2 separate regions of the Homo sapiens genome follow, and region 1 is linked to region 2. The links are chromatin loops, found by intact Hi-C in ENCODE. Cell type or tissue: dorsolateral prefrontal cortex. All regions are shown on one strand. Each heading gives the region's core, and the rest is flanking DNA. Links, peaks and the distances in the headings are about the cores only. Region 1 has its middle 240 kb from the start of CSNK1G3. Region 2 has its middle 360 kb from the start of CSNK1G3.

What was found. A loop is a pair of places that touch in the nucleus more often than their neighbours do. Peaks named below come from ENCODE experiments on the same cell type or tissue, not always from the same donor. Only the 100,000 strongest peaks of a DNase experiment are listed, where the experiment ranks them.
Region 1: it touches region 2 in a loop (2.6-fold over the local background); 5 of 110 quality-filtered maps call a loop at or near these places.

Annotation. Positions count from the first base shown.
Region 1 is chr5:123,751,034-123,760,772 of GRCh38, forward strand. No RefSeq gene overlaps it. Among named protein-coding and RNA genes, the nearest start is that of CSNK1G3, 240 kb to the left of the region's middle. In dorsolateral prefrontal cortex, for the core only: no CTCF peak of the experiment used is centred there; no DNase peak of the experiment used is centred there; H3K27ac peaks cover 5,187 bases.
Region 2 is chr5:123,870,409-123,880,147 of GRCh38, forward strand. No RefSeq gene overlaps it. Among named protein-coding and RNA genes, the nearest start is that of CSNK1G3, 360 kb to the left of the region's middle. RefSeq lists enhancers at 3,926-4,676, 4,677-5,426, 5,427-6,177. In dorsolateral prefrontal cortex, for the core only: a CTCF peak has its summit at 4,643; DNase peaks (open chromatin) are centred at 4,633 and 5,533; H3K4me3 peaks cover 1,972 bases; H3K27ac peaks cover 4,440 bases.

The sequences.
Region 1 (9,739 bases), core at 894-8,893, 120 kb before region 2:
CTCCATCAGGGTGACATCATATGTCACTTGTCCTGCTGCATTCGAAGTGGCTGAACCCAGACCCATAAACTCACTGTCATCTTGTAGACTTTGATTTTAAAGAATCCAGAGTGTAACATCACATACCATGTCAAAAAGAGACATAACAAGCTATCAGTGGTCAGTGAAAACTCTGTGCCTAGACTGCAGTGCCTTTTTGCTTTGCCCCTGTTGTGTGAACTGACTAGTATCTCAGTATTAAATTTGGTTTGTGTAGCTATTGCATTGTATTAGTGATAAGTTTGGCACATATTTTAGTCATATAATTTCTACACATCCAGGTTTATTGATTTTTTTTAAGGAAACTAATAATAAAAGAAAACATGGCTAATAAACAGCTTGGTTCATACAGATATTTCTGGCCAGGCACAGTGGCTCACGCCTGTAATCCTAGCACTTTGGGAGTCCGAGGTGGGCGGATCGCGAGGTCAGGAGATCAAGACCAGCCTGGCCAGCATGGTGAAGCCCCGTCTCTACTAAAAATACAAAACTTAGCCGGGCATGGTGATGCGCACCTGTAGTCCCAGCTACTTGGGAGGCTGGGGTAGGATAATCCGTTAAACCTGAGAGGAGGAGATTGCAGTGAGCCAAGATTGCGCTACTGCACTCCAGCCTGGTGACAGAGCGAAACTCCGTCGCAAAAAAAAAAAAAAAAAGATATTTCTATGTAATACATTTAATGTATTTAGAAATGTGTTGAAAGTTAAAATAACACAGGATAATTTTCACTATAATTGGATAGATGGGAGAGTGGGGATTTACTGAGCCAGGGAAGGAATTAGAGTGATTGATCTGGGAGCAGAGTCCTTTTCTATGTCTAGTTAATTACAGTGCTCAGAACCTTGTGAACAATGCTGAATGTGGAATTATTAAATTTGATGGTTGGGGAATGATTTTAAAACTTACTAACAAATCCTCTTAGTTTTATAAGGGATCCCCAATTTCAGTAATCCACAGAAGACTAAGCACTTCCAGGACTAACAAAAATTTCTTGTTTTGGTAATTAAAAAATTAAATCTCTCCCTGAACCCCTCCCTCAAAGAAAACATGATTTTTCTGGCATGATTTTTTCAAGTTGAAACACACTGAATTCCTATTATAATCCTGGTTTCGAGGGAATTTTTAGGCTAGAACTGTGTCTGCCTTGAAATGAAAAAGATGATATTCAGGGAGAAACGGTGATTGCACTCTTTTAATTTACTAGAACCTGTCTAGATGTTTAACATTTAAGTATTCAGAGAGTTCTCAAGGTCCTGTTGGGGGAAAATACATGTTTAGTGATTGGCCAGATTTTCTTAAAGTTGTTATTTTATTTCTAGGTATATATCTGGAACTTCACTTGAGTGATTTAACAGTTTTCCACAGTGGGTAGAGTTGGGGAGGCTCTTCTCTGAAGTGGTGGGAGAAGGGGTGGAAAGTTACAAAATATTGAAATGTACAGTTGAGAGCCACATATTCTGCTTTAATTTTCAGGCCTTTTCCTTTTGCCTTCCAGTTATGGCTGATGGTAGAGGAGAGGAGGCTTTGGCTCACGTTCAATGTGTTTCTTAAAGCGCTGTGGAGGAAGAACAAAACCTCCTCTTCAAAGGCGTTCTCTGTGGCGCCTATTTCAGGATTAAACAGTTTTAGGCTCTGTTATGACTTTCATGGAGTCATGGCTGTTTTTTTATTGAGGTCAACATCTCCTTCTGTTCCCCAGCAAATCCCAGGGAAGTGTGAGTCAGAGTCAATGAAATCACACTGGGAATGAATGGTGGTGTTACACTGTCAGACCCAGAGTTGCGTGTTTCTGCAGATGATTGTTGTACTGGACAACAGAGCAGACAATGAAGATTTTAAAATATATATGTGTTGTCAGTAAAAAGGAGCTAATTAGGATAGCTTTAATTTGGGGTCTGGTCTGAGAGCCAGGAGATCTGGAATTCTGCCATGAATGGGCTTTGTAATCTTGAGCAAGCAACTTAACATTTCTGGGCTTCAATTTTCCCACTTAAAAGTAAGACTGCATGATCTCTAAAGTTTCTTTTGGCAAGATGGTTCTATAATTTTCCTTTAGTTTACCACAAAGAGCCTTGGGCCAGAAAATTCCCTGAAAACTTCTTTTTAACATAAGATAAATCTGATGAATACCACCAATGTAAAAATAAATCATTAATAGGTGCATATGTTATTTGTAGTAGTATTTGTTTCTTAAATGCTAATCTTTGGTAAATTGCTTGATCATTTGGTATGCAACATACTGTAAGTGTATTACATATTGTATTTGTATTTTATATTTGGAAGTGCCACTGAGCGTTACATATGGCTGTTCTGGATTTGTCAATAATATTCCCTGTGCATTCCATATGGGAACAGCTATGCAGTCCTTATATGGTAATATCCCTTTTACTTTATATGGTGCCATTTATGATTTGTATAATTTATTCATATGTGTTTTATAGTCTTGCACTTTCTCAAAATATACCTTTAAGAAGAAAATAATAATTAGAATAGCTCTGTATAATAAAATTCCCGTCTCCCTTCTCTCCCCTCCCCTCCCCTCCCCTCCATTCTCCCCTCCCCTCCATTCTCCCCTCCCCTCCATTCTCCCCTCCCCTCCATTCTCCCCTCCCCTCCCCTCTCCTCTCCCCTCCCCTCCCCTCCTTCCCTCCCTCCCTCCCTTCCTTCCTTCCTTCCTTCCTTCCTTTTCTCTTTCTATAAACTATTAACTGACTCTAAGGAAGATTATTTTCTAGACGAAAATCTGTAATTTATGTTGTTAACTTTCAGGAATGCTTTCAGATAGCAAAATCATATGTATTTAACTTGTATATTATTTAATCTTGGTTAAATATAACTTCAAATTTTGTTTCATATCTTTAAATCTTACATTTTCATAAGGACATGTAATTGTGACTGTAGTTCTTTATATATTTTACATATTAATATCATTTATATTGTGAAGGCTTAAAAAGGGTAAAGATTATACCTGCTAATAATTCACTTTGTTTTGATTCAAACTCGTATGCCTTAATTGAAATGGCATACAGCAAGAAACGCTCCACTTTGTGTAAGAAAGCATCACTTTTTATTGTCATGAATTAGCTATGAAATGGTCTCATTTTCAAAGAGATATGCAGGACATATGCTTGCACATTCTGTTAGCAGTTAGTGATCCAAGTGGAGAAAACATTTCCATGAGAAAAGCAAGTTACATAATGAAAAGAACACTAATAATCCAGAGAAGACTATCAAAAAATTCCGTATCATCCACATGAATGATATGCATTTTGAAATGTTTAAAATAAGAAGTGTTTTCTTTGTTGATGATAATTTGTATTTAGTTAATGTCCTAACAAGATCATCCAGGATATTTTCTTTAGTGAAATCCTCCCCTGCTCAGAAAAGCATGTTTAAGACAAAGAGGCCTTTCTTTGTTGCTGTTGGTTGAAGTGCATACTGCGTGTGCTCTGATGGTACATTCATTTTCCTGACTCATCTGCAGCTTCAAAAAATTGCATGTTTGTTTGGCTGTTTGAAAAAACCTTCCAGTATTTTTTTCTCATGTCTGAAATGGTTCATATTAAAGCTTTCATAATACCCTTCAGTTTCTGTGTTAAATTGATGTTTAAATTGGAAAGAAAGTGGGAACCTTGGCAGTTTAGATAATTCACTTCATCTGGTGGCCAGCTATGTTAACAATCACATCATATGCCAGCACTTAGATGAGATGAAAGGAGCCCCAGGGGCACTGAAGCTACATTTTAGGAGCAGAGGGAAAATACAGTTAGAGTTCTTTGTTTCATCATTTTATTCTATAAAATGGTAAATTATTTTGACCAGAATTTTAAAGTGTTAAAAGAACAATTTAAAGGTTATGTGATGGCTTAGCTGTGAAGCTGAATGCAGATTGTTGATCAGTATGCTGGACAGAAAGTGCTGAGCCCCATGTCAGCAAATGATGTCTTTTATTCTCTGTGTATTGAGTGCTGTGAGGAAATGGTGATATTGTTAGCATATGAATAACATCAAAGCCCTCCACTGGAAGATAAACCTCCATCTTCTGAAATAGAGTGCACAGCCTCTCCTCGTGTATTGAAGTGCCTCCGTTTCTAACAGTGTGTTCTGTCCAACCCCAGAGCAGTTTCATCCAGACAAGTTGATATTCAGCACTGGGTTGCTGGTGCATGACTGCACATTCCATCACTTAGGAGAAAACATTTTCGCATCAAATTGCCTTTCTATATGAAGGGTAGGAAGGCTATTAGCTTGTTTGTTGTTGTTGTTGTTGTTTTTTGTTTTTTTTTTTTTAGATTTTTGGGAGGGGGAAGCAACATTTTCTTTTGAGGTCCTGCAAGATGTTCACGATTTTTATTATTATTTGTCCTAAAAATGAGGGACTGATCTAACCAGTTGATAAGAAAGATAGTGGATAACGTAACTGCCTCTTCATCTCTGAATGCAGACATGACTCTTTTCACTGCTGCTGGATTCTTCAATCAATACTGACATGCTGGCCAGACACAGTTTAAAAATAATGCATTGGTCCCATTCTTCTCTCTGTGAATATCATTTGAGCATGATAAGTAGTTCTCTTCATGCACCTTCCCTTCCTAGCTATCCTGATAAACAAATGCTGCTGATACTCAAAATGGAATTTCAGTTCAGCAGCAGAATTCCTGGGGCTTTTAGGAGCACCATCCACGTCAAATGGGTCCTGGGATGATAAACTGTATGACAGCCCATAGCAGAGCAAGTAATTCCAGATGCCTTGGATGTTTAGCCTATTAGTTCATGGGGACATGTAAGAAATAGTCAGTTTCTATTAATGTTCAATTTATTATTGGCCAAGACGCTTAGGATATGACGCTGCTAGTCATTTTCTGTAACAACTTTATGTATAGAGGAAGTCTTTCCTGAAAGGTACATGGCTGGCACTTCATTTCTGAGCTCATATGTTATGCTGACCAAAAACGTCTGTCAAAACTTAGATCAATGTCATGTGTTATATTTTCATTTTCATTACTCTTGGAATCGTTTTTAAAAAATTCATATTGCCAGCTGTTACATTAACATTCAGTTAAGTTTAGGTTAGCTGAATTCCAGCCAATGGTTTAGAAATAAGCAGGGCATAATGCTGATATGATTGACTTTCAGTTACTCTGTGTGGTTTCTCTTGCATATTTAAAGATATCTGTGTACAAAAGCAAAGAAACAACACATTTGTTTTATAAAGACTGAATGTGTAAGACTGATGGAGAGCTGTTTTGGTGTTATTGTAATAGACTAGCTTTTCTTAGTTTTTGTCTGTAACACAGTATACCAAGTTACTGTTCTCATATTCTCACTGAGTGATATACTTTGAGAATGTGAATCTTGGTTAGTTAAACTTGTTTGATTGCTGGATTCTGGGCTGCTTCCAAATGGGAGGTTGGAATCAAAAGAACAAACACAAAGGTTTCCCGGTCCTGTTAGGAATACCAAGTACTATCTCTAGATTTTCTAATTAGTTTTCAAGACAAATGCTCAGGAAATTACAACAATCGACCTGATTCAGCTCACATTTTAAACCTAGTGGACTTTAATAAGAATTAGCATTCCTACTTTTAGATGATTTTCCACTTTAGGTTTTAGTTTATTTAGTTTTTATATTTTAAGTCCTAGATTCTTTTTTTTTTTGACCCACATATTGATCAGCAAATGTCATTGCTTTAAAGTGGATTTTCCTCTCTGAAGAAGAGGCAGCTTCATTTATATCTATTCAAGAAAAATGAAAAAGACATCTTAATTCAATAATGGATAGGTTCACATGCATGGCAGAGCATAAGAGCCTGCTAGTTACTCTTTAATTATTTTTTAATAATATCCCTTGGTAATAATTTATACATTTTAAAGAACACTTTACACAGAAGTTAGGAGGGCAGAGGTTGGAATGAACCAAATGATTTCACTGATAAAAAGAATAGTCTTATTTAATGATGTCAGAGTTGGATGAACTGATGGTTTTATATGTCAGAGATTTCAAAGCATCTAAATTACTCTTGAGTTATTGCCAGCTATCCTGACTGTTTGGGATAACTATGAAACATCACACACAATCATTAATATCCAAGCTGGCAAAAAAGATGATTAAAGAGGCCTATAGATATAAGAAATATCATACTAGCAGAATTAAAAAAAATCAACTTGTCAAGTATTATTTTGAGACTAAATAGAGTATGAAAAACTTTTTGCCAGTGCAGTTTAAAACAACTTATTCTGTGAATAATGATTGAATAAGGTCATATATCTGTCCTAGAATCAGGACCTTGCTTGCCAGAGAGTCTGGTGACTAAATATGTTTCATTCTGGAATATTAGTAATAATCCCAACTCCCCAAACCCACCCTTCCAGGTTATAGTGGAATAGTAATTTCTAAGGCAACTTCAAAGTATATTTTTACTTAAAAGTCTGCTGAGTTATTTCTAGTTCTAAGTATTTTCCTTCTATTCCTATGAAACATTATCTAGCAAGTACTTAAAAATAATTTTATTTCAAAACGAGATGGCAGCCTTTCGGGTGGTATACTATAATTCTTCAGGAGCAGCTGTTTTATTTATCTTGGTCTTTTAAAAATTAGATGGATATATTTTTTCTTTTTTAGAATTGTATGTTATTTGGTCAAATGAATTATTTGGAGGAGTTAGTGATCAGGAAATGAGTACACATATATCTCTGTACTCTTATATAAGTAAATTAAAAATATTTTTAATTATTATGGACACACAATGGTTGTTATATTACATATTTATGTGGTACATGTGATGTTTTGACACAGGCATGCAATGTGTAATGATCAAATCAGGGCAATTGGGCTGTCCATCACCTCAAGCATTTATCATTTCTTTGTATTAGGAAGATTCCACTTCAACTCTTCTAGTTATTGTGTAATATACAATAAATTAGAGTTAACTATAGTTGCCCTGCTGTCTTACTGAACATTGGATCTTGTTCCTTTTGTCTAACTGTATTTTGGTACCCACTAATCATTTTCACTTTTTCTTCTCCTACCTACTACCCTTCCCAATGTTTGGTAACCTTCCTTCTACTCTTTATCTCTACGAGTTCAAGTTTTTTTAATCTATTTTTTATTTTTTAGTTCCCACTTAGAGTGAGAACGTGTGACATTTATCTTTTTGTGCCTGGCTTATTTCACTTAACATAATGTCCTTCAGTTCCATCCATGTTGTTGCAAATGTCAGGATTTCATTTTTTTTTTATGGCTGGATAATATTCCGTTGTGTGTATATACCACATTTTCTTTATTCATCTGATAATAGACACTTAGGTTGATTCCATATGTTGGATATTGTAAATACTGCTGCAATCAACATGGGACAGCACATGTCACTTTAATATACCGATTTCCTTTCTTTTGGATATATACCCAGCAGTGGGATTGCAGGATCATATGGTAGTTTGATTTTAAGTTTTTTTTGAGAAACCTCCATACTCGTTTTCATAGTCGCTATACTAATTTACATTTCTACCAACAGAGTATGAGAGTTCCCCTTTCTTCACATCCTTGCCCGCATTCATGATTGCCTGTCTTTTGTATAAAAGCCATTTTGACTGGGGTGAGGTGATATCTCATTGTTTTAATTTGCATGTCTGTGACGCTTAGTGATGTTAAGCATTTTAAAATATACCTGTTGGATATTTGTATGTCTTCTTTTGAGAAATGTTTGTTCAGATCTTTTGCCCATTTAAAAATTGGATTGTTTGTTTATTTTCTGTTAAGCTGTTTCAGCTCCTTATATGCTCTGGTTATTAATCCCTTGTCAGATGCATAGTTTGCAAATATTTTCTCCCATTCTGTTGTTTGTCTCTTGTTGATTTCTTCTTTTCTGTGCAGAAGCTTTTTAGCTTGATGTGATCCTATTTGTTAATTTTTGCTTTGGTTGCCTACACTTTTGAGGTCTTTCTCAAAAAATTTTTGCCCAGACCAAAGTCTTGGAGTGTTTCTTCAAGATTTTTGTCTAATATTAATAATTTCATAGTTTTAGATCTTAGATTTAAGTCAGATTTAAGTCTTCAAACTGTTTTTACTTTTTCTTTGTATATGGTGAGAGATAAAGGTCTAGTTTCATTCTTTTACATATGAATATCCAGTTTTCCAGCACCATTTATTGAAGACACTGTCCTTTCAGCAATGTATATTCTTGGCACCTTTGTCAAAAATGAGTTGACTGTAAAGTTCCATTGGTCTATGTGTCTGTTTTTTATGCCAGTACCATGCTGTTTTGGTTACTATAGCTTTGTAGTACAATTTGAAGGCAAGTAGTATAATGTGATGCCTCTAGGGTTTTTTGTTTGTTTGTGTGTTTTTTGCTCTGAATTGCTTTGTTTATTCTGGGTCCTGTGTTCTACATAAATTTTATAATTTTTTTTCTATTTCGTGAAGAATGTCATTGATATTTTGATAGGGATTGCATTGAATCATATAATCTGTAGATTGCTTTGTGTAGAATAGACATTTTAACAATATTGATTCTCTAATCTATGAACATAGAATATCTTTTCATATTTTTGTGTCCTCTTCAATTTCTATCAAGGTTAAATTTCAGGGTTCAAAATTTTGAGTGTCAGTGTTTACGATTTTCATCATAGATATATTTTACTCCTTAGATTAAGTTTATTCATAGTTATTTTATAGTATTTGTAGCTATTGTAAATGATATTACTTTCTCGATTTCTTTTTCAAATTGTCTGCTGTTGGTATATAGAAATGCTATTGATTTTTGTATGTTGATTTTGTGTCCTGCAACTTTACTGAATTTGTTTATCAGCCTAATAGTTTTTTGGTGAAGTCTTTAGGGTTTTCTAAATATAAGATCATATGATCTGCAAACAGCACTAATTTGACTTCTTCCTTTCCAATTTGGATGCCCTTTATTTCTTTTTCTTGTCTCATTGCTCTGGCTAGGACTTCTAGCACTATGTTGAATAAAAATGGTAATAGGGGGCATGGTTGTATTGTTCCAGATCTTAGAGGAAAGGCTTTCAGTTTTACCCCACTCAGTATAATACTAGCTGTAGATATGTTGTGTATGGTTTTTATCACATTGAGATATGTTTCTTCCATACCCCTCTCCATTAGCTGCAGACGGACCTGTCTTTGGTTCCTGGCACCCGCTCTTATTAACTGCACCTACGTTCAATATTCTGGCTGAGCATAATACTATAAGGTGTTAATTAATTCATGCTTGTAGGACATAATAACAATTAATGGATAAACTTGCAACCGCTCCCTATACCAGACCTTAGAATAAAATTCCGCAAGGCCCCCCTCACCCATTTCTGACCTCACCAACCCAGGAAAAAGGCACCCTTGCCAAACCCCAAAAACAAAAAAGTCTTAATCCAATTCAGCCAGAGCCTGAATATTTATATTTTAGCTATGGGTATTCTCAACAGCTACCCCTCAACTAATGCATTTTTTTTAAGAAACTCCACCCCATCACCCTCCCAAATCTAATTCTATTTTTATAGTGACTTCATCTGATGCATATATTCATCCGCTACTAAGCCCATAACCTAAATTGATGCACCCCCAAAAGCATCACCTATCCCCCTCCCCACTCCCCCAACCACTCACAGTACTGACAACTACCCCACCAACTCCTGCTAACTCCACTTTAAACCCCTAAGCTGTAAAACTGTGAATAATATTTGTCTCTTC
Region 2 (9,739 bases), core at 1,127-9,126:
AGCTGTGGATTATGCCCAATGCCCAGCCCACTGTTTATAGCTCCAATCCAAGCTTTCCTCCTCTGCATATTCTCAGGGTGTCCCATGACATTGGTTAGCACCCTAATCTATGGCCCCTAGATCTTCATTTCTGTTTTCCATGCCTCAGCTTTCACTTTCAGAGTCTTTTACTATTTTGGCCTCATTATGACTTGCCTTCAGGCCATCATTGATCTCCCGTCTAATTAAATTAGGGTCACAGAAAAACTAGGAGGAAAAATTGGCTAAAAAATGACTTATTTTACTAATGAGAAAGCTCTTTAGGGATGAGAGTGTACCTCAAAATTCTAGAAATGGACATGGTCTCAAGATGAAATATATTAAATTGTGTTGACAATGAATAGGCTAAGCACTTCTATTGCTATCAATATGAAGAATCACCTATTATCATTCACAGCTGTTTCCAAATGCGGACATTTTGTCGTTAATCTTCAGTACAGCCATTATCTTACTTGGCAGAGAAAGTAGAAAAGTAGTCATTGCTTTGATCACTGTTAAAATAAGTTAGTTTCATATGAATTGTAAGCCTTTTTAGTGGCCACCAAAACATTTGTGACTTTCATCAGCCGATTTTATCCCAAATCAGTACATCTGATCACAAAGAACAAAGGGGTGAGACGACAGAGATGAATCAAAATGACCTATCTCCCCTATTCCTGTCATTCCCTAAGGCAGCACATTCCCTGCCACAGCTCATCAAGAAAAGGAACATTTATTAGGTGTATTACCGAATCATTGACATTCAATTGGGAAAGGTGAAGCAGTATATTACGGAAAAAGATTCATTAAAAGAGTGAGATCTTATGTAATTGTTGGAGAAGCTGGAGAAGGAAGGATCCAGAGGGAGAAATGGAGGATCTGAGAAAGGATCCAGCCAGCTGTCCCAAGGCACTGGAGCTGGTGGGAAGGTCTATGCTTGCAGGGGAATCTCAGAGGCACATGTGTCCAGTTGCCAGAGTAGGGCTATCAAGGGGAGCTAGGGAAGGGCTTGTGGAAGCTAGCACCGTGGCAGCCACTGCTTCTGGAGGAATTTGGCCAAGTGTTTGGTGAACCTGGGGCTGTTGCTGGTAGGCAGTGCTGGCAGTCACAAGGAAGAGCTGGACACAAAGCTGGGGGCAGTGAGGACAAGCTGGTGTAAGTTAGCACCTCTGAGTTGGTGTCCATATTTAGCCACAGGCACCTGCAAAGAGTAAGGGCTACTGCTTCATTTCTGTCTCCCAAAAGTCATACTAGTTCTTAGCCTGCAACCACCCAGGAAAAGAGATTCTTGGAAATGTAGTTCCAGATCAACCAGGTCCATGCAGTTGAGACCATCAGAGTGACAGTGTGGGGCTCTGTGCAGAGTGTCGGTGAGCTTTCCTTGAACATTCTCATCCCCTGCTCCTTGGCAGACACTTCAAGTAGGTGTCACAGCAAGCCCCCCAAGGGCAGGGACTCTTTATGTCTCACTCATCTTTTTCTCACCATTCTCAACTCAGAACTTACAGTGGGGGACAAGAGGAGAGGAGAAGAGAAAGTAGTCAGGGCTGGATACAGTAGGTATAATTTTACAATACCTCCTTTGGCCATGCTGTAGAATGACTGACTGCAAAGACTGGAGAGTGGTTCTGCAGCAAATGCTAGACTGCCCCTCTTGTCCCTGTCCCCCACTTGTAGCACTGTCCCCCTCAGATGGGTAACCAGTTAACTTTTTCTTATCTACTGTTGGGGTTCAGAAACCGATATCCTAAAATATGGCATGTGGACACGCTAAACTGAAGAAGAAGCCTCAAGGTCTCTTTGACCTTGCCTTGCCACCATCTGTCCCAAAACTGTTGTCTGCCTAAGATCCAGACTTACCAAAAGGAACAACTGTGTCTTCTTCCCCTCGCTGTCAGACCGAGAATGTAACCATACCTGAACAGACCTTTTCACTGCCAAAGGGAACTATTTAAAAGTTCATCTCTGTTCCTAGATCCATTCATTTTCCCTAGTAATCCCCTCCACAGAATTCCTCTTCTCCCCTCTCCCATAGCCTGTTTTGCCAGGATAGCGTATAAGCTTCTGAACCACCTTGTGGGGTGGGCAATCATATTGTGATTTTCCTTGTGCATGCACCTAAAAATAAATAAATAAATAAATAAATTTGTATGCCTTTTCTCCAATTAATCTGCCTTTTGCAAGTTAATTTTTCAGCAAACCTTCAAAGGGCCAAGGGGCAAACTTTCACCTCGTCCCCTACATCTCTTAAAAGTTAGTTAGACTCACAAGTTGCATTGAGCTAGTCATCAGGAATACAGAGATAGCACATAAGGTGCTCACTTTTAAGGCATTTAAGGGAGCAGGATGACATAAAGTCATGAAAGGTTAAATAGAAAAGTGATAGAAGAGAAAAATGAGATTTTTACAAATGCCAAGTTCAAAGGAGGAAAATCCACTGTGTCTCAGCACTGTGAGGGAAAGTTTCTTGAGGGAAGTAGTGCAGGCAAAGGCCTTGAAGATTGGGAGGGACATGATAAACTCAGCACCTGCCATCGTGTCAGTCAGCTTTGGGGATGAAGAAAGCACATGTGGCCTCAACGTGTTACTGCTGGCAGAGGTGGAACTAGTCAAATTATTCAGTTCTACTACACAAGGAGAAAAAAAAATAATAAAGACTAAGATTAGAGTAACTCAGGAAGGAAAAGTAGGACAAATTTACATGATAAGAAAATAAAGAACATAGAAAAAAATCTGTCTGTATCTATTTTGAATCTCTACAAAAATTCAATAAAAATGACAACAGATATGCCTAAAAATGGCTGTGTATTATGGTAGGAACTGTGTTTTTCCTGTGGTTGAGACATTTTGTCTTTAATATATTAATGTGTGTGTGAGACTGGGAGTTCATTCTCCAAATGGAATTATATTATTGGATCAGCACACAATTTTTGAGTCAGAATACAATTTGGATCAGAATTATGATTTTTTAAAAATCCTGTGGCTTAATTGCCAATTCAGGAAAATTAATATGCTCCAGAAAAGGCCCTGCAGAATAAAGTAGGCCAAGGGTTATAATGCAATTGAAGACCATGAACTGGGTCAGCTTTAGTTTAACAGTTCCTTTCCCTCAATGGCATTTCCTTAAAAACGATCCTGATTCTTTAGTTGTGTTTAATTTTGCTCTAATTTTACTTTTCCTCTCTTTGTAATAAGGCCTGGATTATTTCCACTACAGGTTAGCAAATTGGCCACTATTTTCTCTGTATGTCAAAAAGTGTAAATGACAAATGTTCCGCTTTTCTCTAGCATAATTAAATTTGGCCTGCAGTTTAAATCCACATAGAGACCATTATTTTCAAACTGAAAGCAATGGATATCCTCAAATTACTTAGAAGCACTGTCATTATGCACAGACACAAAATTTCTGTAATTTAGAATAAGCCAAATAGATACAAGGCTAATCGTTTCATCGTATTTAGCCTAAGAATAAGACCACAGAGAGGATATGATGATAGCTTCTCCCTATTTAAAGGCTGAAGTAAGCAGCAGAGTCAGGATGGACTAATGAAAACATTCTCATAGTCAAAGATCTATGTTTGAAACTCCTCCTTCTGCAACTTAATTCTCCTTGTGCAATGTAAAGATTGACTGGTTTCCACATTCATAAACTGTGGACTGTGATGAGAAACATCTGAAAGAATAAAATGAGGTAATGCTGCTGAAAGCACTTTGAAAACCATAAAGCACCAAACAAATATTAGCTGTCAATATCAGCAACAACCCAAAATACTGCATAATGTCATCTGTGATAAGAAATATATTTGTAACTGGATAAAAGAAACCTCAATAAATATTTATTGATTAATAATAATTAGATGGTTATGGTGGAACCAAAGTACCAAAGTGTGACAGCGTATTAGAATCTTGCAGCTTCGAAAATTCAAAAAATTTGTACAAGAAATAGTTGCCTGAATTCCTACCCAGTATCAGAGCTTCCATGATTAGTAGCCAATCACGTACATATTTTCTTTTTTTTTTCTTCTAGATGTATCAGGGCATTTTCCCCCTGGACTTTGTTTCTTCAGCTAAAAAACATGACCTTTGACTTTCTGAGCAGCTGTATATATTTTTCGAAGATCAATCAGGGGAAAAAAATCACTGGAAATGGCAAGTGGATGGGACAGTGCTGCACAGTGTAAATGACAGCTGAAGGTTGACAAAAACGCAGCCCCCACTTCAGTTCACTGCTCTGTAGCAAATGTCTCAGTTACTCATAGAACTAAGCCACTCTGAAGGACATTCTGGCAGAAATACTCCTGCCTGCTTTTTAAAAAGAATGTGTGGTGGGTGATGGTGGAATGGCGGGGAAGGTGGAGTGGAAACTCTAAACATTTGCTCCTATCTGTCAGAAATCATCATCTGAGATAATTTTATTATTAGGGAGGGAAAGCAAACCTCAAGCCGTTGCTTTGACCACAGAGGCCAGAGGTGTTTGTGTTTGTTTCAAGATATTGAGTCCGGAGTTGAGATCTGGTATTTTGCTGGTGACTGCTGAAGAGGAGGGATTTGGCTCCTGGCAGAACATAAAGCCAAGCTGACAACAAAGCTTTCCTTTCAAGCTATCCAAATGAACACATTTCTAATCTGAAATTCAAATACTTGACAACAGAGAGCCTGTGAGCTGGGCTTTGAACAGGAAATTGCTTCATGGTTTTAGCATAATGAATTAGGCAGTTAGACTAAATCCATTTAGCAGGAAAAGAATGCTTTCACATGCTAGTGAAAGAAAGGAGGGGGGCAAAACCTTCTTAATTTCCCAAATTTCACAGGACTTACAGACACAAATGCTCCATATAAATTTTATCTGTTGTGTTCTATAATTGGTATGTAAAAAACCGTCAGGTCCTGGTATTCAGAAATCACCTTTGTTAGAAAATGCTGCGCCTTTTAATGTTGGGGAAACTGAATGTGATGAATAAAGGTTAACAGTTCTCATCTTTCTCCGCGTCCTGTTCTTTCCATGCCAGTGGTGAATGCATTTTAATTCTGGAACTCTTTTTTAGTGGCTGCCAGTGTTAAGTTCAACAGATACAATATTGCACTCTTTTGGGGAACAGGGAAGAGATGGGGAAGAAGAGAGGAATCCTCTCGCCTTCCTGGACACTGGGCTGAGAATTGCACCTCTGAATCTCAGTCCTGAACACAGGAGGAGCTGCCCAGTCATCCGGGCTTGTGACAACAGAGGTGGGGGCGAGGGAGGGGTAAAGTTTGCTTGTGTCAGGTCCATGTAACAAGATTGACCTTGAGAGAGCCTGTTGACAGACATCCCTTGGGAAGGAGAGAGCTAGAGAAAATGAAAAACTTTTAAAAAGGAAGAAACAAAGAAAAGCAACAGTACTAATAGCATAAACAAGACAAAGATCCTGAGAGAGGAGAGGGTTAAATCCTGTCCCAGGGACGCTCGCAGAGAGGAGGGTTGATCTGTAACCAGCCACAGCAGCACTTCCTAGAGGCTTGCTGACTATCGACACTTTGTTGTGTGGGGCACCGCCTCTGAGCTTGGGCCCAAAGAAGACAGCTAAGGGAACAGTGTTCTGTGTAATCACTCTGCCACCAGAGAGGACACATGCATAATAAGCTTTGACATCTTTGCATTTACAACTTGCTAGGTAATAGACCCAAACTGTTTCTGGCTCCCCACCTCTATGGAAACAAAATGTAAATAAATATGGCTTCTTTTTAATCATTGTTTTCAACTTTCCTTTCAGAGGGAACAGTGAAGGCCGTCCAGTTGTCATGGTGATGAAGACACTATGACAAATTACATTACAAAGGGATGGTTTTAAAACCACTAATGTGTACCAAGCACCTAATTCATATTTACAGTTAAAATAAAAGAACTGCGTCTCAATTTCATCAGTGCTAAGGAAATCACCCTTCTTGGCGCAGACTGGGAGACCCTGACAAGCAAATAGGTTGGTTATAGGATCACCTACTTGAATGGATGACTAATGAATTAAGCTGGGAACTATTGACATTTAAATGCATGAGAACAGTTCTGATCTGGAATAGTAATGATCACTCCAGGAGCGGAATATGAATATTTAAAGGACTCTCTGCCTTGTGAGTTGGGCTGAGGCACCAGGCAGAACTAGTCAAAATTCCTTCAGGATAGTACCTCAACCCAAGGAGTGTGAGATGGGCAGAGAGGAGAGTCTGATAGCCAACTAGCTCAAATTTATCTAGGGAAAACAGGATGGAATTCCAAATTTAAGCCTGTTGCCAGATATAATATTCCAGAGTCTGGAGAGAGAAGGGGCTGTTTGCGGGAGGGGCATACACAGAAGCAGGTCCTGAGAGATGAGCTTTTTTGCCCACAGAAGCCAAGAATCCCTTTAATGGGGGCAAAGTCTTTAATTGTATGAGAAAAGAGAAAGCGTGAAACGTAAGTGAGCCTCGGAGAGCTAAAGTAGAATGAAATTCATGTTGGCTTAGAAAGGGCTCATATTAGAGCTTTCTTATGGGGAGGAGAGAAATCTCTAAGGACGGGTTTCTCAAATATAGGCTCTTGCAGATGCTGAGAATATCTTTGCAGACCTGCCCCACAACTCTCCCCCAAGAGAGTTTTACAGGCTCTCTTCAAGGAGCTGGAAGCACTGAAAAGGCAGTGACAGATGAGAATAGTTGGGAGCATCAGAGACACTGAACATTTGTCCATCCAAGTCCTTTTAAGAGCAGAGGAAAGGGAAACATTGTATCTCCCCTCCCGGCCTCCACTCCAGGAATTAGAAAGAGTTTAGGCTAAAAAGGTCTGTTACAAGCTCAATATTTCCTTCAGATTTAGAGACTTATCTTAAAAATTCTTGAGTAATTTATTTTCAGTTCCAGTATGTGTTGATATCATCTTAATATAAAAATGATTTAAAATCTACTGTTGCCAGGCACAGTGGCTCACGCCTGTAATCCCAGCACTTTGGGAGGCCGAGGTGAGCAGATCACTTGAGGTCACAAGTTTGAGACCAGCTGGCCAACATGGTGAAAGCCTGTCTCTATTAAAAATACAAAAAAATTAGCCTGGTGTGGTGGCGGGCACCTGTAATCCCAGCTACTTGGGAGGCTGAGACAGGACAATCGCAGGAGGCAGAGGTTGCAGTGAGCCGAGATTGCACCACTGCACTTCAGCCTGGGCAATAGAGCAAGACTCCATCTAAAAAAAAAAAAAAAAATCTACTATCAAGCTAACTTGAACTTCAGGAAGAGGTGCCATGCTTACTGTGTGGCTTTGCAGGAACTTGGCTCCCTGCTCCTGGGCTGCCTCCAAGTTGAGGAAAATGGACCTGTGACCAGCTCTTTACATAATTATTGCAAAAAGAGTAGCCAAAAGCCCAGCTCTGGCTGTTGTTTTCATATTCAGTTCAACCCTATCTCAAAACAGGTAAAGTAATTTAAGAACTTTCCTTTCTTTTAGCTCTTCCATGTTGCCCCTAAAGAATTAACTGAATGGGCTGGGTGCAGTGGCTCACGCCTGTAATCCCAGCACTTTGGGAGGTCGAGGTGGGCGGATCAGCTGAGGTCAAGAGTTTGAGACCAGCCTGGCCAACATGGTGAAACCCCATCTCTACTAATAATACAAAAATTAGCCAGGTGTGGTGGTGTGTGCCTGTAAGCCCAGCTACTCCGGAGGCTGTGGCAGGAGAATTGCTTGACCCGGAGAAGGGGAGGTTGCAGTGAGCCGAGATTGCGCCACTGCACTCCAGCCTGGGCAACACAGTGAGACTCCATCTCAAAAAAAAAAAAAAAATTAACTGAATGGAAAACTTGATAAGGTTACTTCAATCTTTTCCTACCTCAACCTCTAAAGATTTAGCATCTCCTTTGGGATGGTTTTTTTCTCTCTTAGTATGTAAAATATAGTTAGAAACAAATTGCTAATAAGAAATACAAATTGACTGTAAATGCAAATTTACCCCATCAACCTAAACTAAGTCATCTTTCTCTCCTCACCCTTTTGGAGACAACAGATTTTAATTAAGTATTAGCATAGGCAAAGGGCAAGCCTTACAGGTACATTGCTGAGGAAAATCCTCCAGTGTTTGCATGCCGTTCAACAGTGCATTTTTCTGCTTGTCACCAGGTGGTCCCTTAGTGTGGGGACTGCAGAGGCATCTCAAGCCTGTGGGACAGACCCCCATTTGGCGGGCTGATGGAGCTTTTCCAGCATTGCAACAAACTATACCCCTTTAAAAGGGAAAATATAACAACAGAAGTTAGGAGAAACATTAGCCATCTATTTGTATCATTTCATTAGTGTTCATTAAAGTTTTTAGTAAAACAGCTAATATAGAACAGGCAGAATAATGTTCTTATTCTTAGCCATAAAATTGAGTTCACCATATATATAGTTAAGGTAGGTCAATGGCCTTCCTCAAACTCCACTTGTTTGTGTACTATCTTCGTAGATCATCTACACAAAATTATTTTCTTTTTCCATTGTATAACTTTAAATTATTTTTGTTTTCTTGGATTTATTATAAGCAAGAATATTGATGAAATGATAATTTTGATATGCTAATGTATCTAAATATATTAAAATAAGTAATTATTAAAATACAGGGTAGAATAGTGTGTCCATCTGCCACCTATACATCTTGTGAAACCCCAGTATTACACATAAAACAGGTAACGCTGGACTACATCAAGCCCTACAGTGATCAGTAAGGGGTTAAACACGGAGAAAGGAAGTAGACCAGATTGCCTATATTCTGTAGGTGGAAGCTTTGGGCTTTGGATTTCAAGGAAGGGTATTTTGGGCCACAGGCAGGCCAGGAAGAGAGGGAGCGCTGGGCTCCTCTAGGAATTCCTGAGGGGGGCTGGGGGCTAAAGAGTGCATTGCTGAATCCACAGGTATGCAGAGCTGGCACTAGAGAACCGTGGCCCAACCTATATCCTGCTCATCCTGGATCACTGCTGGTGCAGGGAGGGAGAGAGACAATGAACTGTTAGATGACAAGGCAGACAGTGCCTGTCTGTCAGTTTCCTCTGCATTTGTAACTGTGGGTGGGTTATTATTGGAATAGAGTAAGATCAACTGATATAAAAAAATAAGAATGCCTCTTTTTCCTTTGTAGGCAAACCAGTTTGAAGGGTTCAGTAAATGATCCCTGTTTTTGTACCTGCAGCCCATGAGCATGGTGAAAGAGATCAATGTTTTCCTAGGGGAGTGTGCAGATACTGCAAAAGTTTCCAGCTGAAGCAGAATGTTACATTGAAAGGTCTTGGGCAGCAGCCCATGTGTGGCCAGTGAGGTTGCATGCTGCCCTGGTGCTGACTAGGCAGGGGAGCATGCGAACATCACCATATCCAGAATTACCCTGGAGGGTCTTGGGAAATGGGCCACTCTAGGCTGACATTTCATCCAGACCTTCCCTATTTTCAGCCATGTTCCCCTTGGAGTATAAACACTGGCTAGACAAATAAGAGAAAAGATGTGACAGTGTGGGGTCAAGGTCTAGGTCTTGCTATTGCTGTAATTTGTTAGTTTTCCAATAAATTAAATCCCTAAGTAGATCAAAGTTATAAGACTGTTATAAGACTGTGCCTAGCATAGTGCCCAGGATACTGTTCTACCACTAATAATAGGGCAATACAACACATTGTGCTTGCTATTTATAGGCCACTCTTCTGAGTTCGTTACAAGTAGTAATTCATTTAATCCTCATCATAAATTATATTCAATATA